Regions from separate parts of the Mus musculus genome. Here regions 2, 3, 4 and 5 are each linked to region 1. A link is a loop called in an ENCODE intact Hi-C map of the cell type or tissue named here. Cell type or tissue: heart. All regions are shown on one strand. Region 1 has its middle 35 kb from the start of Gm40394. Region 2 has its middle 100 kb from the start of Mir5099. Region 3 has its middle 92 kb from the start of Gm29007. Region 4 has its middle 95 kb from the start of Mir5099. Region 5 has its middle 36 kb from the start of Mir5099.

Region 1 (5,000 bases):
TTGAAAAACCAAAAAAAAAAAAAAAAAAAAAAAAAAAAAAAGTCTCTTTAAGCCATTAGAACAGCAGCCATGGATGTGAAAGGGACAATTGTTCAGCAGATTTAATCAATAGCTCTTGAAAGTCTGATTGAGTGACTCCTGCACTGCTGTCCCTGTTTGGAACTCATGTTACACATTTCTCCCAAAGTTTTATTTTTCTAGGAATCCATGATACCATCATTCTTTCCAGCCGCTGCCATCCTGACAGGCATGGGGATACCAGTCACCACTCGGATGTTCCCAGGTTTGTTTCCAGTTTCCTCCCAATAGACATTGTACACTGGAAACCATTCATCTTTGCTTCCACAAGTGGGCTCAGCATGACAGCTTACACATTCAAGCCAAAGGTTTTCTCAGGATCCCTCATGACTTATTTATATCTTGTCTGTCAATTAAATATGGAACATACTCTTTATTTGCCTGATACAACTTTGCTTTAATGTACGGACCCACGATTCTCAGCTTCCCTCTAATAGTGTTCTCATGCTGCCCATCAAGACACTGGTTACCTCTCCTTTCCCATCTGAGTTTGCCAAAGTGAATTCCAGTGGAGGGTGGTTTTTTTTTTACACATTTTTCCTAAGGCTTCTAATAAGGTCATTGTCAAAGACTCCAGGCTTCCTGTGCTCTAATCACTCTCTAAGTGATCCTTATTTCCTTTACCACTTAACGCCTATAAGAAAGAATAAAGGGTTATGGGAGAAATTGGAATTCCAAAACATGACACACTGTGATACCATGAAATCAAAACTGCTAAATCTACCTTTCATGGATTTAGTGGGAAATTTCAGAATTCAAAATAGAGTTGCTGGACTGGAACATAGCACTTGTTCCTTGCTTCTATGTCTTTATCCCACCATATTTTTAAGAATTGAAATCAAAACAAATGACAATGTCCTAAGGTTCTTATTGACTCAATCATGATATAAACAGAAAAGGAACTAAACCGTCATTATCCTGTCATTCTGTTGTGGTTATGAAAATCTCTATATTATATGGAATAGAGAAAACATGATTTTTATTTAAGTTTTCAACATATTTTATTTTATATGACTGTTTAAACATTTCAATGACCTTAACCTAATGTTTACTATTTTGTAATTCGCTAGCAATGAACATATTAAAAATTCAGACTACTCATCCTTGACTTGAGAATATTTGTGTTGTTTTTGAGCTTTGCAAAAATGCCCAGAACAAGATGTTAATCTTATAAATCTCCAATGCAGTATTTCAAGGATATTTTCATGAAATATTATAAAATGAGAACATAAGAAAGCAAAAACCTTCCACCATTTCCTCGGATTGGCAGCCCTTGTTTGACTAGACTACACTTGGCCTCTTCTGTACCTGAATGCAGCCAGGATTTTTTTTCATAAACGGTGCATAAATCAAAAGGATAAGTCCAGCTGAAGTGGAGACTTATGACCATTGTGACTGATTTATTCAATGAACTGCACTAACTTCCTAGTTCATGTGTTCCTTTCTGGGTTGTGTCTATTTTGTAAAATAACAAGCCCCCTCTTTGTTCTCCCTGCCCTGCACTGTCTCCCTCCTCCAGTCTGCAGGCCAAGCACAGGCAGCACACTGCATCATTATTCTCACACTGAGACTACAAAGGATGGTGCTGCCTGTGCCGTCTTCCAGATCTACGCTTTTCCACTCTTCTCAGTGGCACATAAATTCTCACCGTTCCTATTGATAAAGAATATTTGAGTAGTGAGTACCATTTTTCTCCTCCAGTGTTCCTCTTCCTTTGGCAAGTGTCATAGTAAGAGGAAATGACCCTTTCCAATATCCAGTGCTACATTTTTTTTTCTATTCAAAATCTGGAAAATTGCATTATAAAATGTGAAGTTCACTATTACTCCACCAATGTATTTTGCATGTTAATTTGCCAAGATGATAACTCACATTTTATCATGTTTCCAACATCCCCTGGATTATCCCACTCTTAGTCCCTGTGTGCCTCACATTGGACTCCCATCTGGTTTTTCTGCCTAAACATATTCTCCTGAGAGCATGTTTAATTTGAATTGTATTAAATTCATCAAACTCTTTAATGAGCCTTGGGCATTGTCGACTTGTGTGTGGGGTCTCTCCTAAATAGTAGCAGAGAGGGACCTTAAGGGCCTTCAGTGAGTGTCCTTCTGGGCATTCTGTCAGGACTAAGCACTGTTTCACATTATGTGAATGTCATAAATAACTTGGTGGGAAGGGTCAGTGTTTTCTTATCTTGAAGAGAGTCAAAGGGCAGTTTGCATTTATCTAGGAAATGCACCTCACAGATGCTGGTCTTAAAAGCTCCTCTGGGAAAGGGTGGGGAAATGCTATTATCCTTACATAATTCTAAAATCCTGATGGGAGGGGTCAAACAACTACAGGAATCCTTCCTGTTCCTTTTAATCAAGGCCATAGCAAACAAGGAGCAAGGGGATTAAAACACCAGGAATCATCTGTAATTGTAATTTCATATCCCACATTTTCATTTCTTTTCAGTAGCAAATGCCTTCTTTATTAAATTCTTCATTTGTATCAAAAATAAGTTTCGAAGAGGTTTACATCACAAGTATTCTTGAATGTGTCTCCAGTGTGCCTCCCAAATCAGAAGAGGAAGACACTGTGAGTTTTTACTCGTTGTGATGAATTAGGGTCTGACATTAAAGTTTCACTTTAACCAAGTACTAAAATAAAATATAATATAATAAGAAATAGTTTTGCAACTGTACTTTAAAGACCCCCTACATAGACTGCAGCTGTCTGGATGTGTTCCTGGAGAGGAATCACAGATGAGGTCTGTGATGTGTGTCCCTACTGAATTCTTAGACTATCTCCCATGCTTGGTTCATGCCATTTGTTCTTCACTGCTCTTCTTCCTTAAATTCAATTTATATCTACTCAATTGTGTTTAAAATATGACAAAGTCAAAGACCAAAGAAAGGAAACTTTACCAATAAGCCCTAGCACTTTTTAAATGTAAATACAATAAGATGAAACACCACTTTACATTTGAGTTCAATAAATTAATTATAAATGCTTCTTTTCATTGGCCATCTTTATTGAGTTATATTTTAAGAAAGTAAATGGCATTGATTTTAAGTGCAGATTGATATCTTTTCTTCAGCATCTTGCCATGCACACATTACCAAACAAGACATACAAAGTTTTCCACCACAGTAAACAAACTAAAACATTCCACTAAGAATGTTCCAGGTTTTTTTTTTTTAAAAGCAAGGACTGGATTTCAAAGGTGGGACAAAGTTTAGCAGATTTAGGGAATGAAAGCCAGCATTCTAGAGGCATAATGAAGAAACTGGGAAAACGTGAAAAGAAGGTAGAAAGCCAGGTGGGAATTGATCTTGTGGGATCTGTTATTTTGGGAAAGAAATATTTGCTGATGCTACACATTCATTCATAAAAGCAAAAACTAAACAAAACACCAAAACCAGAAAGTCTAGGATAAGGTCTTATACAGGAAAAAGCATGTGAGCTAACTCTTATCTCATTTTTCATCCCTATCTTTTGATTTCCCTCCCTCCTGTCCTATGTCCCTAGTCCTAGGTTCCTTTATTGAGTGCCTCCCTGATTGCATCCACAGCTGCACAGACTATTTTTCTTCATGTGACACGTCATAGATCATTGACCACCCATTGTTTACTCCTTTCCTTCTCTTTCACTTTCTCTCCTGAAAAGGGGGTTGGGAAAAAAAGTGGGAGATGAAGCAAGGAAGAAGAAAATCCTTTCTTGGAAATTTCTTGCTCCTCAATATTCACCTCAAGGTTTCTTTAGGAGGACTGAAGCTTCCTTCGAGGTAATGGCAAGGAAGCCAAAGAGCACATCATAACCAAATTCTGTGGCAAACAGTTAAATAGAATTATACCCGATTCAGCAATGTGGGTTGAACATTGAGTAGACGATGTGTTTAAAAATCCTTGAGTGAAGCACTTGACTTGTTTGAAACACTGCTAAAGTCAGGAAATAGGTTGCATTGAATTATATTATAAAGGAATTATAAACATACAATTAATAAAGAACATACAATGTTCTTATTGTCTTCTTTTATCCCCCCAGGTTATCCTAAATTCCTTTGACAATGCCCGATCTCATGTATATACATACTGTTACAATCATGCATGCCTTCTTTCATTTAAAAAGTGTTCAGCCAGTTATATATAACAGCAATTAAAGTGAAATAACTACTTTAAACCTTATCATGATGCTCTGGTTACGACATCAAATTATGCAATCATTTTATAATCTAACACTTCACAGTCTGCAATTTACTACTGTACATCTAGTAACATGAAAGTGGATAAATCATTAAACACATTCTATAGCATACATGCACGATATACAACATGTTACGCTGTTTAATAACTGGTAACTACTAGGTTCAATGAGTAATATTGGTACATTATGCAAATTGGGAGATACTTTAAAGAATAAAATTGATTTGCCTAAAATATCCAAGTCTTTATGGTTAGACTGCATTCTCTTCTCTTACAAAATAATGCTTTTTTTTTTTTTTGGTGTATGAATCCACTGATATGTGAATTTGTGACCTGACACATGCTAAGCAGGCACTAGTCTATCTCTGTTGCAGCCAGTGAACTGTTTCCTTGATAGTAGAGCTCATTTTGTAGAAGTAGCATAAGCATTTCAAACATAAAAACAGGAAGAAGGAAAGGCATTAATATTAAGTTTTTAATTTGCACTGCCTGCTGAGATAGATGCTTAAATTATCTCTTAATTACCCCAAAAACCAAACAAAAGTTGTCAGATTATGTGTCACATCTGGTACTATGTTAAGTACCAGAAGGCTTGCTAGAAGTCAGACAGTACATGGAGATTGCACTGAGGAAGATTGGAAACTAGGATCATAAATAATGGTGAAAATCAGTCTTAGGACTTGCTGAGACATTGATCTTCTTTGATTAAATTATAAAAATAAAAGAGTAACTATG
Region 2 (5,000 bases), 200 kb after region 1:
TTGCTACTCTTCCAGTCCTACGGGAAAGAGTTTTCTACTTGAGCTGTCCAGTTCGATGGTGGTCTTTCACTTTCTGGTGAATACGCTTCCAGATAAATAGCATTTTATGTTTTGAAATCTTATTTTTGGCAACCAACATGTTTGATGGATTTTAAAAAACAAAACAAATCAACAACAACAACAAAAAAAAAAAAACCAAACAAACATCTTTCAGAAGCCCAGAGCAGCAGAAAATACAGACCCCTGAAAACCTTTGTAGAAACAGGCAAGCCATAAGTCAAAAGTGAAGAGCAAGCTAGGCGTGACTTCAGTATCTACAGGATTTTATTCATGAAAATGTAGGAAATGCATCAGATTCCAAAGATATTTACTTACACGTCTGCACTGAAAGAACTGTTTAATAAACAAATGCTGGAAGTGATTGAAATTCCCAGAATGAGAGAAGGGAGCTAATGAATATGGGGTTCACACAGCTATAACCAGTGAGATAATTCTGGGCACTGGTGGAAAGGCATCTTTAAAACGTATTGCCAGTGGAACGGCAAATCTATTTTTCACATGATTCCACTTTTGTTAAGAAACACCGAAGAAATGCACAAACATAATAACTTTCATATGTATAGAATGGTACATGCTGGAGAGTGTCCCTAAAGATCCAAACTGCGTAAAAGGATCACACAGCCAAAGGGTAGAAGGGAAATGACTGATATTTTCATTTTTGTCCAGTATCATTACGTGTGGCAGCTGTTTACAGCCAGTTTGTATTAGCTCCACATTAAATTTTCCCAAGTTCAAATAAAATAAAAAACAAAAATGGATAATCTGATCTTTGAGGCAAGTGGGAGATACAGTTTTGCTCATGGGTGAAGCTGAATATCATACAGAGAAAGGGAGGTAGAGGTGAGAGAGGGGGAAAAGGGAAATCCCAGAATTAGCCATACGCCCAAATCACCTATTAAGCATGAATGTCACCTCAAGAAAGCTGCCTCGAAGATTCATGGTTTGTGGTATATCTGTGTGTCTTTCTGACTGTGTAGCAGAAGAAAGTGACAAATAAATAAAAGAGACAATTTGAGTGAAATTCGAGAGCGCAAGGCAAAAGTTGTTTATAGCTATAGATAATTACTCAGGGAAACTGGGAAGAAAACTTTCAAATGCTTTAAAATAGTTAAAAGATTTTTTAAAAAAATGCTTTCATTATTGAAATTAAGTTTGAGATAATCACAATTCACAATAATTACCCTTTTCCAAAATAAGAATTAGTTAAAATTTAAGAATTAGTGTCACTCAAAACTTAATATTTTACTATATAAGGAGCTAATATCTCAATTTTCAATATTTTTATTTATATTTTCAAATGTTGTGTTTTAACATTTCAAGCTGGATTACATACATTATTTTTTCATTTTTCTTCAAATAGTCGAACCTAAAAACTCAATACAAAACAAAATTTGAGCATTTTTTGCAGGATTTGAACATTTTAAAAGAAGTGATTTCTGGAAGCAGGGAAGAATATATAAAATGGTAACGGGAACATGAAAAACAGTTCAAACGTAGGCCCGTCATCCTGCAACTGAAATTTTTGCCATTGAAAACAAACGCCCATTTTCATTTTTCTATGTAAGTAAGCAGACAATTTTAGTTTTGAACGTTCAACCTTTGGCTTTATTTCAGCATGGTCCAGACATCTGCCTAGTGGAGTCCTTTACCTTAAATGCCTGGGCAAAATGTAACAAAATGTAGCAGATACACACAACAGCAGATACATACAACAGTTACATCCAGGGCAAATAAAACAGAGGACGAGACCACGGGAAGTTTGGGGAAGCCCATGCTGTCCAGGGTGTTTTGCCCTGTTAAGTTCAAATAATTCGTCTGGATCCCATTTCTCCAGAGCAGTTTTACTTCCTGAACGTTTCACGTATTAAAATGTGGATGTAGTAATGTTATATGCTGCGCTGGTCTTTGTTTGCTTATAGGAGTAATCGATGAGATTTGGACGAGAAAACATCGGAGAAAATGTTAAATAAGGTCTGGGATGTGCACTTGTGGCTTGCTTTCCCCCCTCCTGGAAGCAGCCGGGGAACACACCAAGATTTATGGTGCTCGGCTCCCTCTAGTGGGCAGTTTTATCTTATTTTTTATTTTTATTTTTTTATAAGATATTTTCTCTATTTACATTTTAAATGTTTTCCCCTTTTCTCGTTTCCCCTCCGAAAACCCCCATCTCGTCCCCGCTGCCCCTGCTCACCAACCCACCCATTCCTGTTTCTCTGCCCTGGCATTCCCCTACACTAGGGGCATCGAGCCTTTTCAGAACCAAGGGCCTCTCCTCCCATTGATGTCCAACAAGGCTGTCCTCTGCTACATAGGCAGCTGGAGCCATGGGTCTGTTCCTCCAAGTGTACTCTTTGATTGTACTAGCTCTCTAGTCCCTGAGAGCTCTGGGTATAATGGTTGGTTCATATTGTTGTTTCTTCTATGGGGCTGCAAACCCCTCAGCTCCTTGGTTCCTTTCTCTAGCTCCTCCATGGGGGACCCTGTGCTCAGTCCATTGTTGGTTGAGAGCATCCACCTCTGTATTTGTCAAGCACTGGCAGAGCCTCTCAGTAGACAACTATATCAGGCTCCTGTCAGCAAGCACTTGTTGGCATCCACAATAGTGTCTGGGTTTGGTGACTATATATGAAATGGATCCCCAGGTGGGGCAGTCTCTGGATGGCCTTTCCTTCAGTCTCTGATCCACACTTTGAATCTCCTCCAGTGTTTTTAAATGGATGATTCTACAGCTGCCTGGCTGGCTGGTGCAGACTGCAGGTGAGAAGTCAGAGTGGACCTGCCTGCTCCGGATGCAGGGACTTCCCAGTCCATCTGCTCATGTCTTACCTGTTTTGCAATATCAAGGAAGCTAGTTCCAAACTAGAAATAACTAGGGCTAAGAAATTTTGTCTGAACAAAATGAAAATTCCCACTGTGCTCATACTTCTTGGAGCCCTTGAAGAACCTTGTCAGACCATAATTCCTTCAACAGCATATCCACCCTTCCACTAGGTGTAGGAAGTCGGTTGCTATAGGAACAACAAACAGATGAATCAAACATACATGAGTAGCATGCAATTTCAAAATGTATTGTTTCAGTGGGGTAAAACGCTTAGAAGATATTATTAATAATCCATGAAATTACAAGTATAAAGTAGTTATTCTTTGCAATTATACAGTGACATTGATCATAAATATAAATCTGAATACTGTGCCCAGTAGCTCACAATTTAGGCAGATAAATATGCTCAGATGTTATTTTATTTGAGTTTTGAAAACTAATTTTTTTCAATTTGTACAAGCTTACATAATTTCTACTATACAGGAGATTAGTGCAATGTGCTTTTGTGGGCCCATGAAGAGTGGCAGTGGAACCTGGGTGAAGCTAAAATAATCTCAAAGAATTGACAGAACATCTTCTGAAAGTTGAAGCAAAAATAAGCGCACAATGTAGCATGTTTGGTCACATTAAAGTGTCATTCGCCAGATGCTAAAATTTATCTTTCCAACTAAAAGTAGTCCATATGGTAAACTACACTTAAGCAGTGCACCCAAAAAATTATGTGTTGAAAACTTAATCTTCAATGTAAGCTTTGGGAGTAGGGCCTAAGATGCTGGGGTCAAGAAGGCTTTCCTCTTATGGATGGGTTCCTCTGCATTGCACAAAGGCTGAAAATAAGTTTACCCCCTAGCCCTCTTTTTATACTGTTCTTACCCAAGGGATGAAAGAGAAGTTCCCTGGTAGTTTTTGTCCATTGATTTTGGACTTTCCAGACTCCTCAGCAAGAAACAAGTTCCTTTGTTCCTTCCTTAGGGCCCCCTTTTTAGTTCCCAACATCCATCTTTCCTTCCTTCCTTCCTTCCTTCCTTCCTTCCTTCCTTCCTTCCTTCCTTCCTTCCTTCTTTTCTTCCTTCTTTCCTTCCTTTCTTCCTTCCTTCCTTCTTTCCTTCCTTCCTCCCTCTTTTCTTCCTCCACTCTCGTCTTCCCTTTCCCCTCCCCCTCCTTCTGTTTTCTCTTATCCCACTCTGACTTTTCTACCATTTGTGCCATAACAACACAAACCAGGTGATGCAGAAACAAAGAATTTACCGAATTACCTAGTGGCAGCCTCCTTCCTGATTTCTTTTGTCCCTTTCGGCTAGGTCCCAAGGGCTAGCAGCCCTGACTAAATTCTACGATGGGAAAATGATCAGATCTAGCCATCATGCATATTGAGGAAGAGCTAAAGAATACACTGCAGTAAGAATCCAGGTTACAACTGGGTTATCCCACAGAACCAAAGCTGGACCTATGTGACAATACTATGTCTCTGTGCATTATAAAGACATGCATGCAGAAAGACATAGTATTCAGCCTTAAAAAGGAGATTACACCATTAAACAACATGGATAAACCTGGAAGACATTGTACTAAGTGTAATAACCCAAACATAGGAAAACAAAAACTTCATGTCCTCACTTAAATATGGAGTCTAGAAACTGTTGAACTCACAAAATCAGATAGCAGAAGGCTGTTTACCAGTAGCTGTCTTTGATAGGGTATAAGCTTGAAGTTATGTCGTGAATAAATTCCAATATATACCCTGGCAATGCTGCTGATAAAAATGTATGCTTGTGTGAAAATTTTCCATCTCTCCTTCTCTCTCTCTCTCTCTCTCTCTCTCTCTCTCTCTCTCTCTACCTCTCTCCCTCCCTCCCTCCCTCCCTCCCTCCCCCTTCTTTCCATCTCATATGCATTTGCACAAATATACACACTCATATACATATGTGCATACAAACATACACACATACACACACACTTTGAGTGTGTGAGGGAACAGTTCTTTTTCCCTTTTTATTGAAAATAATTTTTTTCTTCACATAATATATTATGATTACAGTTTTTCCTCCTTTTATTCCTTGTAGATCCTGCTCACCTCCACTCCCATCTGAATACACCCCCTTTTCTGTCTCTCTCTAGA
Region 3 (5,000 bases), 97 kb before region 1:
TCTGCCACACTCCCTACATTAATCTACCAAGTCTACTGAACCAAGTAACCTTACAACTGATTGCTAAAGGCCACATCCTGATAGTATAGGAACATTTTTGTCTCTCTGTCTGTCACTCATTCTCATCAAACAATATCACTGCTGTGCTACAGAACAAAGAACACAACGAACCTGTCAGGAATTCTTAAATATTTTTTTTTATTTACCTTTTTCCAGAGCACACAGTGAGCCTACTAGGGATTCTTAATTTTTTTTTTTTAATTTACCTTTTTCCAAAGTGATTTGTTTTTTAAGAACCATCAAAGTAAGTTCATTGTTTCTGTGAAATCTCTGACTGTGGTAAATTTTAGACAAGTACTTTTCTAGATAATTATTCTTCTAGATAATTCCTGGTGCTGGCTGTCCCAGAGTAGGCTATCTCATCTTGGAGTATTTAAGGTAATTAAAATAAACCCAATATAATTAATCAGCATAATAACAAGAATTACATGAATACTCAGGAACTATTGATGGTTGGGTAGTGAATTAACATATTATTAAAACAAATCTACACACTTCGAATGACTTCATTGCAAGAATCAATGTGGGATATGTCTCCATCTCAAGAGAAAAATAAAATGAGGTGGAATAAATATTTTTCATTCAGTTAACTGAATTTACTTAGTAGTTCAAGCAAACCTAGTGCTTCTGGCTCCCAGCTGCGTAGTTCCTGCCTGTAATTAAAGACATAAAATAAAAATAAAATGAATTTTTTGGTTCACAGTGGCCGTGTAAACCTGGAATAGTCTCTGTAAGTCAGAGATTATCAGCATCACACTGGAATTATGTCATGAAGGATTAGTGACTGATTCCCTACTGCTAATGGTGTCATGTTTCTTGAACTCATAAAAGGCATTTACTGTGAAGCCAGATCTTCAGAGACTTTCTGATCCACAGAGTTTTCCATGGTAACAGAGATGATCTTATAATTCACTAGACTGAAGTCAGACCCTGGCCAAGCACGTGCTTGAGAAAGAGAGCAGATGCTCACAGCATGCAGAAAGAACAAATTCCAGTCCAAAGCAAAGGCATTACAAGTGCCTAAAATTACAGTCTTTATCTCTAAGGCAGGTGTTTCAAAACTGGAGTGGTCCCAATTTTTTTTTCCTTCTTGGCTATTGTTTTCCTTCTACAAGAAGTTGAAAAGGATGTTAAAGATAAAACAGGTGCTAAGATAAGATTCCTCACTAAGAATGACTCATAACAGCCAATCGGACATTTTATATCTGTAAACATCATCAGGCATCAGGGTGGTGGCCAGAGTTGGCTATGTAAACTCCCTCCAATTCAAGTGAAACACATACTTAAAAAAAAAAAGGTTGAAGTGGGGGAGAAACTAGCCATAACCACTTGCACTTCATGCATCTCTAACAAGATCGCAAGAAAGTCAGCTGCTGAATTTCCTATTGTAGTAAAGCTTATATATCTTGAATATGTAAAATGTTATTGAATAATAATCTATTTTTTTTCATTTTAAATTATATGTGTCAGATACTAGCATCCAACCAATGGACAGAAACTGGGGACCTCTGTGTTTGAATTGGGGAAATGGTTAAAGAAGCTAAGGAGGAGAGTGGCCTCATGGGAAGACCTGCAATCTCAATTAACCTGGACCCCCGAGAGATCTCACAGACACTGAACCACCAACCAGGCAGCATACACCAGCTGATATGAGGTCCCCGACACATATACAGCAAAAGACTGCGTAGTCTAACCTCTGTGAGAGAAGATGCACCGAACCCTCAAGAGACTTGAGACCCCAAGGAGTAGGGAGGTGTGGTGGGTGGGATTGGGTTGGTGCCAATCTCTTGGAGACAGGGGAGGAGGTATGGGATGGGGAGCAGTCGCAGGGGGCGCGCAGACTGGGAGAGGGATGATGTCTGGACTGTAAAAAAGGATTAAAGAATAAAAGAAAACTAAAAAGTAAAAAAAAAAAAAATCAGATTGGACTATTAAAGCAGAGTATACATTTAAATCAATGAATCAGTAGCACAAGGGAGCAGCCATGGAGTTTAAGACCATCAGTACCAGGGGCTTCCAGTACTCCACTAAGGCATTGTCTTTAGGCAGAAAATGGGTTTTTGGATATAGTGGCAGAATATGATTGGCCCCTTTGCCATCCTCCTCTGCTGAGAATCACGGCAAGGAACCACAGCCCTTGTTAACCTGTGAACATTTTCACTCTCTTAGGTCATTGACTCTGGCTCAGGGGTCCAATTTTCCTTTCATTCATTAAGCACTTTGGGAAGTGGAGTTCCTAACCCTTTCCAGTCTAAATGTGGAACAATCACATCCCCTTACAATCAGCTGCCAGTGTGCTGGGACCTTCACGCCTCACTGTGCTCTCGCAGTGACGCAAGTTTTTAACAATTGAAGGATATTAACTCAAAAACTTGTTTTCTCATTGGAGGAGCTCAAGGGATTTCACTAAATGAACTTGTATAAACTGGAAGCTAGTACATGTGCCTTTCTAATTATTATGTTCAAATTGGGGGAGAAGGCAGAGCTAATCTCAGTTTGCACATGTCAGAAATTATTTCAGCTATGAAGCTAACTTGAGAGTAACACTCCGTCGATGCGCATTCACTGAAAGACCTGAAGAGGTACAATCTTGTCATTTTATCACAAGATTCCAGATATCAAAAAAAATATTACTTAGTTATTTAAATATGTGTGTTTTGCTAACCCATGGTACTGTTCCCTTCATTAGAGCAACTGGGAACAAGTAATAGATCTGCCCAATTGAATGTTAAATGTTAGAAGTTTGCTAGACCTTTCTCATTCTCCTCTTTTTTATAACACTTAACTGTTAGGTTTCAAAATCCTATCAATATATAGATCTCTAACAAGATCACAAGAAAGTCAACAGCTGAATTTCCTATTATAGTAAAGCTTATATATCTTGAATATATAAAATGTTGTTGGATCAAATCTAGGTCTTTTTCACTTTAAATTAGATGTGTCAGATACTAGCATGCAACCAATGGACAGAAACTGGGGACCTCTGTGTTTGAATTGGGGAAATGGTTAAAGAAACTGAGGAGGAGAGCGGCCCCATGGGAAGACCTGCAATCTCAATTAACCTGGACCCCCGAGAGATCTCTCAGACACTGAACCACCAACCAGGCAGCATACACCAGCTGATATGAGGTCCCCGACACATATACAGCAAAAGACTGCGTAGTCTAACCTCTGTGAGAGAAGATGCACCGAATAGCATCAGAATAGCCATCTAAGGATCCGGATTAGCCTTCAGGCTCCAGCACCAAGATCACCCAGTGAAGATTTAAGCTCATCCGTGTGGACCCAGATCTGGTCTTCCATGCAGAGTCAGCGTGTTCTCCTCTGTGACATCAAGTTCTATCCCACACATTCTCTGACATGGCATCAGAATAGCCATCTAAGGAATCCAGCAGCAACTTCTGGGTAGGCTTAGGTGTGCTGAGCTTTCCCTGCCAAAAATATACAAAGGGAGATGTGTGTACTGGAAGTTCAGGAGCACCACTGCAAGGTCACAGGGATCTTAAATCAGGCAAAGACAACACCACAAATAGAACAAATGAATTTCAAAAAGTTTAACCTAAATAAATGGGGACATACAAACTTCCTGAAGAAGAATTCAAAGTAATCTAAAAAAAAAAAAAAAAAGAACCTTCAATGAGAAATAAAACGTGACATACAGATAGGCAAATAAAGTCAGGAAATGAAATCTGTATACAATTGAAAGTTAAACAAAGAGCTAGAAGCAGTTAAAAGGGCATCAAAAATTCTGGAACCTAAGAGCACAAACATCGAGAGACTTGAAATGTCAATAAGAAATTTCTGATAGATTCTAATTTACATAGTTTAATTTTGAGTAAAAATATGTATGGGATTCTTCCTGTAATCATGTTTAATACATTCTGTTTATTGTGTTCCTAATAATTTCCCCCGAATTTTCCTAAAGTTATTCTGAGGATAGCCTTCTATTTCACATGTGATAATAAAATTTTATGTTTCTTACATTGATCTTTACTTAAATTATTATATAAAGTCTAGCAATAACAGAGGCAGGTTTTGATAGAAGGTGCTTTTCTACTAAATGCTCATGTATTGAAGGTCCCCACTGCAAACAGTGCTCAGAAATGGGGAAATGGACTGAATCATAGAAGGTTTGCCTTCATCAATGGAGCAATTCATTGATCAACTTGGAATCTGAGCCGACTGTTAGAAGGTAAGGAAATGTGACAGATAAGAGTTTGTTGGAGGCAGCAGATCTCAGACATCTTTGAATGATGTTTTGACCTGGCCCCTCCCTCTCACTGGCTCTGTGTTTTCCACCACAATGAAAAGAAACTTTTGTTTCTCACTCCCTTTCTGCCAAAATGCTGTGCCTCACCACCACCAAAGAAACAATGGGGCCACGTGCTGTGAATCTAAAGTTTTGCTCCTGTAGCCCTTGCTTTTTTATGTGTGCCTCAGTATTGAGAAGTGGAACACACAAAGCAACTTCATCTCCCTCAAACTGTAGCTGGGCATAGTCGCGCATGCTGATTAATCTCCTGCTGCAGCAAGAACGTGGTCATGAGTTCAAAGCCAGTCTGGGCTAAGCCTTGAGTACAATGCTATCTCTAAGACTGTCTCCAAAAATATAAAAAATAAACAAATGAAGTAAAACATGCAATTCTACTTCCTTGGTACATATTGGTTCTTTTATTCGAGTCTACTATGAATAAGATGCCTGAAAAATCTGTGTTATTTCATACAGCGCTCTTGTCTCTCCAGAGGCATGTGTCTGTCATTCTCACAAGAGTTCTGCATTTTACCATATTTCATTTCATACTTACTGCTTCACTCATCTCATTATTTGTGTAGGAATTCATACTCAAGATAACAGTTGTCATTGAGGGCAACTTCTGACATAACTTATGATTTGAATTTCTTCTATATTTAATGATCCATTGTCCTCCATTCATAGCATC
Region 4 (5,000 bases), 200 kb after region 1:
CACCTTTTAACTATAAACATATATTCTCATATGTTATTTCTATGTATGCTATTTCTAATATCCAGCATGCTTTGTTGTTTTGGTCTCGGGTTTCTCTTAATCTCCCTTCTTCCTAGTTGCTAACATTTACCAGATTCCCGGCTATTTTCATACAATGATATTTTGACATTTCTTAATTCACTAAAGATTAACATGAGCAGGAGGGGTTTCCAGCCACACTGCCCTTCATAAAACTCCACTGAGAAAAAAAAAAAAAGCTATTTCAATGACTCATGGATGAAGAGAATCCGGTGCTAACAAGCTATGGCAGAGTGAGCCGTCCCTGGGGGACTCAGTAGGGTCCTCTTAGGAGAGGAGAGAGACACTGCATGACACCAGGAGTCTTTCATTCCTTCACTGGTCTGTCCTTGATGTGATGTCTCTGGCAAGGATCCCACCTACCTCTACATTTTTAGAGAAGCTCTCCTCTGGTTATTTGAGAAATTTTCCAGCAAATATGTTCTGAGATTGAGAAGACATCTACAAGTGTAGGTATTTTAGAAGATGAATCTGCCTGAATGATTTCTTGCCTGGACATGGCTGGGACTATTTTCCATCTCCTTTCATTTTTATTCCTCAGTGTAGATTTTTATGAGTATTGAATTTTAGATGGGTCTAGTAGCTGAGATCGAGTCGTAGACAAAAGATCTCTAAAACTGAAATATAAATAGAGAAGAGTTCTCGATGACATCATTCTGTATGCACACCAGAAGTGACCACAAATAACCTACAATAACCTTTTAAATTAGTTTTTTCCTGACTTCATAAAACAATATTTTATTTGGCAGGCATGCATTGGCAAGCTCTTCCACAGCTCTGTTTGTTTTCTGTCTCCAGGAAGACACCGCCACTGTTGTCACATACGTCTCCTTCTCTGTGGCTTTGCCATTTTCTGCTTCTTTATGAGTGGCTGTTGAAGAATATTTTTCTTTGGGGCACGTACTAAGAGTAACAAGGCCATGAATGAAAAACTGTCCTTATAAATGTATAGATGGATTTCTTTTTCTCTGGCTGACGCTGAGCAAGATCAAGGAAAAGAAGTGGCGATATCAGCAGGGATATGGCTGCTTTATTCTGAGGTTATATAACAGCAAGAAGCTGGATCCAGACCATTGATGAAAATCAGTTTCCTTGCCTTTTGATATGTGACTCAAATCCCAAGTTATAAAAAGGATGTAGGATCATAATATAGTTTTTTTTTTAAACATGAACAGTTATTCTGAACAAATTGAAGAGTATCAAGGGAGGAAAGGTATCATTTCGAAGTTACCTCATAGGTGAGACAATCTTTTTAACTTTAACAGTGTCTCCATTATAAAACAGAAATTGGTATGCTTTTCTAAATGTTGGCATACTATAACATCCTTTATAAATCAATTTAAGTTCACATCATTGAGATTTTCAAAACCTTCTTCCACTATTTACTCACAGAAAAGATACCAAAAAAAGAATAAAATATTTTCAAATATAATTTTAAAGTATCAAAAACTTCCCAAATTTAAAAAAAAAAAAAACACTTCTAGGATAATTCATGATATTTCATTTACTTCTCTTGTTTCCTATTAATCTTATGAAGGCAAAAGGGAAGGCTCCAATAATTAACCTTGTGTTATTGACCTAACCAAAATTAACTGGCTATACAACAATTTAGTTGTCCATATAAAAACAGGAAGAGAGATTTCCCCAAGTAACCCATATTCTCCATGAGAAAAACAGCTGGTGCTCTCTCTGTGTGTGTGTGTGTGTGTGTGTGTGTGTGTGTGTGTGTGTGTGTAAGCCTGTGGGGCATGGATGAAAGGATGTATATTTCTGATATCCTCCCTTGTAAATGGGTGGGTTTTTTTTTTTTTTCTTTCTTTTTTCTTTTTCAGTGGAAGTATGCCAATACTCAGGTCCTGGAGAAGGAGGGGCCCGAGAAAGTCTGGTCTGAATATTTAAAATTATATCTTTATAAAACAAGGTCTGTGAAAATGAACTAAGTTTCCTTACCAGTGTTACATGAATAATCACTACAAAATAATAATGGAAACCCATACCTGTCTCTCCTTGGAAAGGAGGAAAAGATTAATAAGAAACACTGCCTTCCAACAACAAAAATCAAAGTTCAAGCAGCAGACTTCTTTTGTGTCTCTGTTTTCCATGCTACATTTCCCACAGCACACTGCTGGGATTTTTTATTTTTTATTTTCGCTACGCATGCTCACACATCTGTTGCACATGTGTGATCAACCGACGAGGTTTTTGAGCCAAATGTCCTGTTAAATGGACAGAGTGGGCAGAGCATTCCTTTGAGAGTCAGACTCTGCCCCTGGTGGATTGCCGCCAAATGCAATGGTGTAATAAAGAAAAGAAATCTGCTCATTTGAATTGCATTGAAATGAACTGTGTCCTCTCCTAAAATACCATATGGTAATGATCCCTGGAGGTATGCTACATAACACCTAGGTCTGGCAGGCTCCAATGAAAGGCTGTAAACGTCCCAGTGTAGCTGGGCTGTGAAAGGCAAGATAGTTGACAAGAAGCATGCAGAGGGAAACAAGAATCCTATCTGATGTCCCTCAATCAACTTGAAATGAAAGAAAGTGGACTGAACAAAGAAATGCTAGCAAGTCGCCCTGGAGAAATCCTCCTTCTCCCATTAAAGTACAGTTCTTGAATCTCACCTCCAGTAAACTGAAACCTTATGGAAAGAAAGCTGTTTCACCTGAGCAGTAGCCAGAGTTTCTTTGGAGCAAATTATCTCAATAAGACTCAAGTGTATGTCTGCAAAGCAAAATGCAGTCATCATAATCAAGCCTCCACCAGAGCTGAGTACAGACGGGTTGAATAACTGGAGACGCAGAGAGACTTTACCTCTGCTTTGGCTAGCACTTTCAGTGAACCTCATCTGAAGGAGGTAGTAGCTGATGACCTGCACTGCATGCTCTGAGGTCTCTGAGGAACAAAAACATATATGCACACACCAGGATTTTATAGCATTGAGAAATTATGTAAAATTAAATAATTAGGAGTGAGAGTCTGACATATCTGTATGCCAAAGAATATAAAGTATGGCCAGTCTAGTATAGAGATTTACAGTATGGGTTTGGCCTACCACAAACTCCAAAATCCATAAGTAATCAATCGTAACATCATTTATGTCATAGAGTGAGTCTGATCATTTGTTTAATCTTTCTTGTATAAGTTTCCACTAATTTAGTGTAAAATTAAAATATATCATAAAGAAATAAAATGAGGAATTGCATCCAGACGAAGTTGTTCTTGCTCATCTTTTTCCTATTGAACTATTGAATTGTAATGCTCCTATGTCTGTTAATGAAGCACAGCAATTCCCAAGGCTATATTTTCTCCACTTTCTCTTTTGACGTCTAGACAACTAAAGTTCACTTACAAGGCTAAATATAAATTACCTATGCAACTAATTATTCTTAACTTTAGTGAAAATCGATGTTTCAAATGGGGCTTAGTATTTGATGTGAATAACTCTCTTGTGATCATTTTAAGGAGCATCTCTAATTATTACCTGTAAAACAAAGGCATTGCATAACAGAGAAAGGGGCAAAGACACATTCAATTTAGGTCAGATAACTACCTCATTTAGCCTTAACTACAACTCAGTGAATGTGATCATGTTCTTATCCCTGACGTTACAGATGAGGGGATGGAGATGAGTCAGAATGTATGCCTTGAGATAGAATCCTTCTTAGAGACCATATTCTTAAACATTGCTATACCAGTACACAGTCAGTAGGCTTTGCTTTAGTTTCTGAAATTCAGACTCTCGACCTAATATTTTAAACTTACTTTACTTGTGTTCCAAATTCATCAAAAAGGGAAATTTCTATTAATCTAAATGATTCATAGTATTTTATTTTAAAAAACTTGTATGACTATTATTTTTCATGTTTGAAGACTATGTCTAAAATGTTAAGGCTACACTCTGTCACTAGTAATATTATATGCAAACTCCTGGATCACTTGCCCCATGGTGGAGGCACTCTGTAGTCTTACTACACAACTTATTTCATTTTTCTACTTTTCTAAGCAAATGCACTCACCCAGAGTAGAGGACTAGCTGGGTTTCATTGTTTGGTTTTTTTTTTTTTTTTTGGTTTTTGTTTTGTTTTATATAATGAACAGGGGTTTTTGTTGTTGTTGCCGGATGTTGTTAAAGTGTTTTGAAAGTTTTAAACTTTAATTCCAAGTTTTCATTTCTGTGAAGCCCCTTTCTGTCCTTGCATATGAGTTATTTATTCTTGCAGATCATGAGCAGCAAGATCACTGATAAACAAATAACTAGATAGATGGATAGATTAAAATAAGTTGAATAAATAAATAAATAAAGGCTGTTGGAAGTTGGATACCAGGAAGCTGCCCTCTCTCCTGATGTTCTTGCTTCAGGATGATTTTCGTAATATCAACACAGATGTTTCATTTTTCCATTAACTACACAAGCTTCAAATTTGATACTCAAATGCCAAATAAATGGCAGCTGTTCTCTGTTGTTGGTAAAGCAGACACTGAATTCTGAAGCAACCGTGCAAGTCATACATTACATTTCAACAGAGTTCTGAGAGCAGTGCAGTGGACTAATTATCCTCTTCACAGAGCAGAGTACTGAAGCACGGAGACTATATTTACAAGGTCATTGAAAATATCTTCAATTGAGACCAGCAAAATCTACATTCCACAACAAGCCCCAAAAGGAATATAATGAGCATTTTAAAGTTTCTTGCAAAAAAAAAAAAAAAAATCAACGCATTCTTGTATTACTTTTTATCTCAGCTCTAATGTAGGCTGGCAATGTGTTATCTGGTTCTCAGAAAAATCCCAGTACAGGTTCACAACTGACCTTTGATGGAAAAGACCAAAGACATCATACATACACATTTGTTTTAAGCTAAAGTGTGCATCTACAAAATGCACGGCATAGTCTGGTCTAATTACCTCGACAGTAGTGC
Region 5 (5,000 bases), 140 kb after region 1:
AATTTCATTGTTCAAGGAATAAACCAATTCAGCCCAAATTTTCATCAACAGTAAAATGGACAGACTGTGATAAGTTCCCACAATAGAGCTCTACCAAGAAGTACAAAGAGACAAATCACCACCCTACAAAGAGGTCCCTCAAAAACCTTATGCTGAAAGAAGCCCCCCGTAAGCCAGCAAAGGACTATCACAGTGTTTGTATGTTCTTTGAGCCTAAAATGGACAAACCTAACCTATGATGTAAAACTTGAGAGTGGGTTTGTCTCTCTTTGGTAGGCAAAGGGATAGGAACTGAGAATTGTGCTAAATTTGACATAGTGGTTTTCAGTACTGTGAGGGAGCTTTTACTTCCTTATGCTTGTATATAAAATAATGTAAAATAACCATCAGTTGACATACAAGATTTGCACATTTCACCTTTATAAAACTTATCCAGCCAAAATGTCAATACATTTTTAACTGTACTTGATGATTTTTTTGATATAAAGAATACTAATATCTGTGATTAACTTTACAAAAATAAAATCACTCACTCGTCAGGGTGCTAGATTAATAGATTTTAAAAGAAAATAAGAGACTTCAAGTGCTATGTATGTGAGTATTCGCTGTAGGGACATTCAAAGGTTCCTGAATATATGCTAAGTGAGGTAATACAATGTTGGCACAAAACTGATGAACCTTCACAGTATTGCTCCTGAGAACTAAAAGTTTAAAAGCTAAAAACTAACGAGGCAAGGAATGTCACTGCCACTCTTCATAGAGAATTAAATAATTCATAGAGCATTTTAATAACTTGAAATTCTGTTTGATATCATGGTTAAGTCGTCATCAAAGCTACTTAATACAGAAGAGAATGACTTCCTACCTAGATGACTTTTACTTCAAATGAAGGAGGTAGAAATGGTTTTAAAGTGAATGATATTGACCAGGAAGTACATTATAGTTTAGAATATGAATGGCTGCATATCTACCTACCCTATATTTAGGAATAAATAGCACTCAATTTCTACCCCATATGTAGGGCACAGGGAGACATAGCAACTAACTTTAAGTCTGGAGTCAAGTATATCTAAGTTTGAGTTTGGGATCTCTTTTCCTCATTTTATCAAGAAAAATTGTCAAGAGGAAGCCTTCATTCCATCACTTATCAAATGGGCAAATATTCAACATATACTCCTGAAGGTCCTTCTAAGGATAACAGAAACTGTATGCGTTAACAACAGTTACACACTACCACAAACGGAAAAAACAGAATAGAAGATACATGAAACTTAATGATAATGCCCCTAAGCAAAGGGTAATAATAGGAATTTAAACAGAACCCATGAGACCACAGACATTTGAGATTCACTGTGTTTGTTTGTTTGTTTGCTTGTTTGTTTGTTTGTTTTTGCCACATGGGAAACAGCAATCCTCACCATTTCACCACCAACACCAATGCAGTGGTGGCCATGGTTATTCCTAAATACAATTCTGAATGAAAAGCCACATTATGAGTGGGTTTTTTTTCTCTTCCCCTGCAAATCTTCTCACAAGCTTCTCATAAATAAATGGGGCTACAGTCAAGAAAACCAGACTAAATCCCTTTCTTACTACTTGGACCATTCCCAAATCATTCATCACAGAGGTTGGCAGATCAGAGCTTCTTTTTCATATACATCTCAGGGAGGCTGGCTAGGTTAGGCAACAGAGACAAAAGTGACTAGCTCAAAGACCCGGGGCATCTTTGCCAATCCCCTGCTTTAAAAGAAAAAATGAACAGTGTACTTTTTAAATAAATCATCTTTCTCCTTGTACTAGAGGTGCTGAAAACCGTATCTACAGCTCTTTGCAGAAAGACACTGTGCCACATGAAGATGACAGTGTCTCTCTCTCTCTCTCTCTCTGAATTCTAAAATAAACAGACCCCGAGAACTGACATTGGGTTTCAGTGACTGCAGTTCACTGACTTTTTCAGTGTAAAAGCTGTCTATTTTAACTCTACCATTGTTCCTGAGGAAGAAGATGGTGTACGGGAGTATGAGACCAGGATAAGAAAAACAATGTTTGTCCCAGGGAAGTTATTGTGATGCACGCGCGTGGTGCCAGAAAACACATGTGTGATAAGAATTACGAAAATCCAAAGGAAATGTGTTATGTATGATTGCTCTTCAGTTTTCCTAGGATTTCTTGTTCTATTTAAATCTCTAAAATGCTTCAGAGTAGTGATAGTAAAAAGAAGATGAAAACAATGAATAAAACCAAAGCATCACAGAACAATTTCCACAGAACGAAAGGTTCTTAAATTTCTTTTTAGTAAAAAAAAAAAAAAAAAGTCAATTATCGTTTATATTGTTTTATTTAAGGAGTATAAAATTCTTCCTGGGGTTTCGGAGTACGAGGCCGGTACACCTTATCATTTTCTGGCTCTTATACTTGGAAAAAAAATCCCAATTGTGGTTGGGACAGAAGACATTAAGTAAATGTGTATTTTACATTTCAGTTAATTAAATGTGATCAAAGGTACCCTAACAGCATTTCAATGAGCATTTTCCTATTTTCCTATCATGTGGCACAGAATATAGAATAATAGAGCCATGTCTCTGTTATTCATTCAATAGTTCCTTTTGCTATGGCCAACCAAAATTTTCCATTCTTTGAAACCCAGGGTTTTACTACACAGATGAAACACACCTGTTTCTGATATACAACCACTTTCAATTCTTGTTAACTTTGAAAAATTCATGAAATGGAAAAAAAAATCTGTGTTCCTTATTTTGGTGTTAAATATAATTTGGAGCTTTGCATTGCCGATTAGCAGGGAAAAGCAAACAATTACTTTCTGCAAGCAAAACACTGTACAGTCTAATAATTTTAAAATGTTCATGAAGTATTCACTGTGGATACAAGCCTTCCCCTGCCTCTGGGAAGTTGGACCTATGGAAACAAACTAACAAACCAAAAACAGTAACAAAGAAAGAAGGAAAAAAAGAAAGAAAGAAAGAAAGAAAGAAAGAAAGAAAGAAAGAAAGAAAGAAAGAAAGAAGCAAAACCAAGTGATGGCAGTGTTTTTACTTTTAAGTGAATTGACTGGGAATATCTTATTTGGAAAAGAAAATAAAGGGAAAATTAGAAGAGAAATTACGAATGTTAAGTGCAGGCAATGGAGACCTTGAGAGGAAAACTTCCCTCCTGAGACAGAGTAATAAAGTCTCTGAAGTGGGAGACTTCGAAAGGTCTTTTTTTTTTAATTATTATTATTTTATGTATTTCTTTATTTTAAGAAATGTGAATAGTTTGAGGTAGAAAGAGGTGATTTCATAGATATATCAAGAAGTCAAATTACATAACAACTTCTAGGCCATGATAAGGACTTTGGGTTGGGCACATGAACGGTGTAGAGACTTGTTCAGGAAATAGACAAGGGAGGTGGTATCTCATTTGTCTGTTAGAATGATGACAAACTGCTATGGTTACCATGATGACTATGCACCACAGTATATGAATGTAGAAAGAGAATATCGTGTTAGCAAATTGTTAAATGTCTCAATAAAGAAAAGGGTTCTGATATGGTATGGAAAAACTGGATTTGTTTTTATTTTCGCTTCATTTTATTTGATGAATTGTAAAAGTAGAGACAGAAGAATTTGTTGAAAAACTGGTAGGGAGTATGAGGAAAAACTTGCGCCAATGATTATTCTAAGGCACTGGTCACCACTGGCAAAGTAAATATCAAAGTATTCCATTCAATAAGGAGATAAAGAATATTTTATGGGATGGAACTTAGCTTTCTCTTGTGGACAGTTTATTTGTAATACCCAATAAATGTAGAGATGACTTGACACGTAGGTAGATATATCCACCTAGATATGAGGCATGAGATATAAGCTGCACATGTATATTTTAGAATCAGAAGTTTGTTGTACCAAATGTTACATAATTCAGTGGATCTTCTGGTAGGAGTGAGTGGCTATTGATCAAGCCAAGTTTTTACTAGGTACTTAAGATTCTGAGCTCCATATTTTCTTCAGTCAAGAGCAATTCTGAGTTAAAAATTTGGACCTGAATGGTTGGCCCCATCCTGCAACCATGGGCCTTGTCTAACCTTTTGATATGGTATCTACAGGTTCTCCCTCCCCTTTGTTGGTCATTTCAGCTAATGTCATCCTCCTTGGGTCCTCAGAACTTCTTGCTTTCCTGACATCTGGTGTCACGCCCACCTCGTCCAGCAAGGAAAATGTAACACGGTAGGATTCTTCTCAACAGCTTTATTGCAGGACCACCTTGATGCTACGGGGAACCCCGGGAACCCAGGGAGGACTGCTTATATCACCCCAGCACTGGGAGGGCTATGTGTCCTCCTGGGATTGCTTGGTCTGTCGACACTTCATTAGCATGCACCCGCTTGGGAGTCGGGCTAGCGCCTGCTCAGTGGTGTTGTTTACAGAGAAGGTGTGCTGGAGACCAGTGCCAGCTGCCTACAATGTGAGACTTGCTGGTAGCTACCTACAATTTCCCATCCCCCATTGCTACATACCTGGGGAGGCCATGCAGAGACCACCTCCCCCCCCCCCCCCCCAGGATCTATCCCATATACAGACACCAAACCCAGACACTATTGCAGATGTCAAGATGTGCTTGCTGACAGGATCCTGATATAGCTGTCTTCTGAGAGGCTCTGCCAGAGCCTGATAAATACAGAGACAGATGCTAGGAGTCAACCACTGGACTGAGCATAGGGTTCCCACTGGAGGAGTTAGTGAAGGAACTGAAGGAGTTGAAGGGGTTTGCAATCCCGTAGGAAGAACAACAATATCAACCAACTAGAACCCCTAGAGCTCCCAGGGACTAAACCACCAACCAAAGAGCACAGATGGAGGGACCCATGGCTCCAGCAGCATATGTAGAGGAGGATGGCCTTGTCTGGCATCAGTAGGAGGACAGACCCTTGGACCTATGAAGGCTTAATGCCCTAGTGTAGGGAAATACTAGAGAGCACCCTCATGGAAGCAGTGGGAGGC

Evidence for each region. Peaks named below come from ENCODE experiments on the same cell type or tissue, not always from the same donor. Only the 100,000 strongest peaks of a DNase experiment are listed, where the experiment ranks them.
Region 2: it touches region 1 in a loop (4-fold over the local background); 5 of 42 quality-filtered maps call a loop at or near these places.
Region 3: it touches region 1 in a loop (10-fold over the local background); 5 of 42 quality-filtered maps call a loop at or near these places.
Region 4: it touches region 1 in a loop (7-fold over the local background); 5 of 42 quality-filtered maps call a loop at or near these places.
Region 5: it touches region 1 in a loop (5-fold over the local background); 2 of 42 quality-filtered maps call a loop at or near these places.

The regions. Positions count from the first base shown.
Region 1 is chr12:36,915,079-36,920,078 of GRCm38, reverse strand. No RefSeq gene overlaps it. Among named protein-coding and RNA genes, the nearest start is that of Gm40394, 35 kb to the right of the region's middle. In heart, no CTCF peak of the experiment used is centred here; a DNase peak (open chromatin) is centred at 2,338.
Region 2 is chr12:36,711,272-36,716,271 of GRCm38, reverse strand. No RefSeq gene overlaps it. Among named protein-coding and RNA genes, the nearest start is that of Mir5099, 100 kb to the left of the region's middle. In heart, a CTCF peak has its summit at 2,118 (motif pointing left); no DNase peak of the experiment used is centred here; H3K4me3 peaks cover 605 bases.
Region 3 is chr12:37,011,953-37,016,952 of GRCm38, reverse strand. No RefSeq gene overlaps it. Among named protein-coding and RNA genes, the nearest start is that of Gm29007, 92 kb to the left of the region's middle. In heart, no CTCF peak of the experiment used is centred here; DNase peaks (open chromatin) are centred at 1,032, 1,282, 1,822 and 2,342.
Region 4 is chr12:36,718,789-36,723,788 of GRCm38, reverse strand. No RefSeq gene overlaps it. Among named protein-coding and RNA genes, the nearest start is that of Mir5099, 95 kb to the left of the region's middle. In heart, a CTCF peak has its summit at 2,353; DNase peaks (open chromatin) are centred at 318 and 868.
Region 5 is chr12:36,778,038-36,783,037 of GRCm38, reverse strand. No RefSeq gene overlaps it. Among named protein-coding and RNA genes, the nearest start is that of Mir5099, 36 kb to the left of the region's middle. In heart, no CTCF peak of the experiment used is centred here; a DNase peak (open chromatin) is centred at 2,077.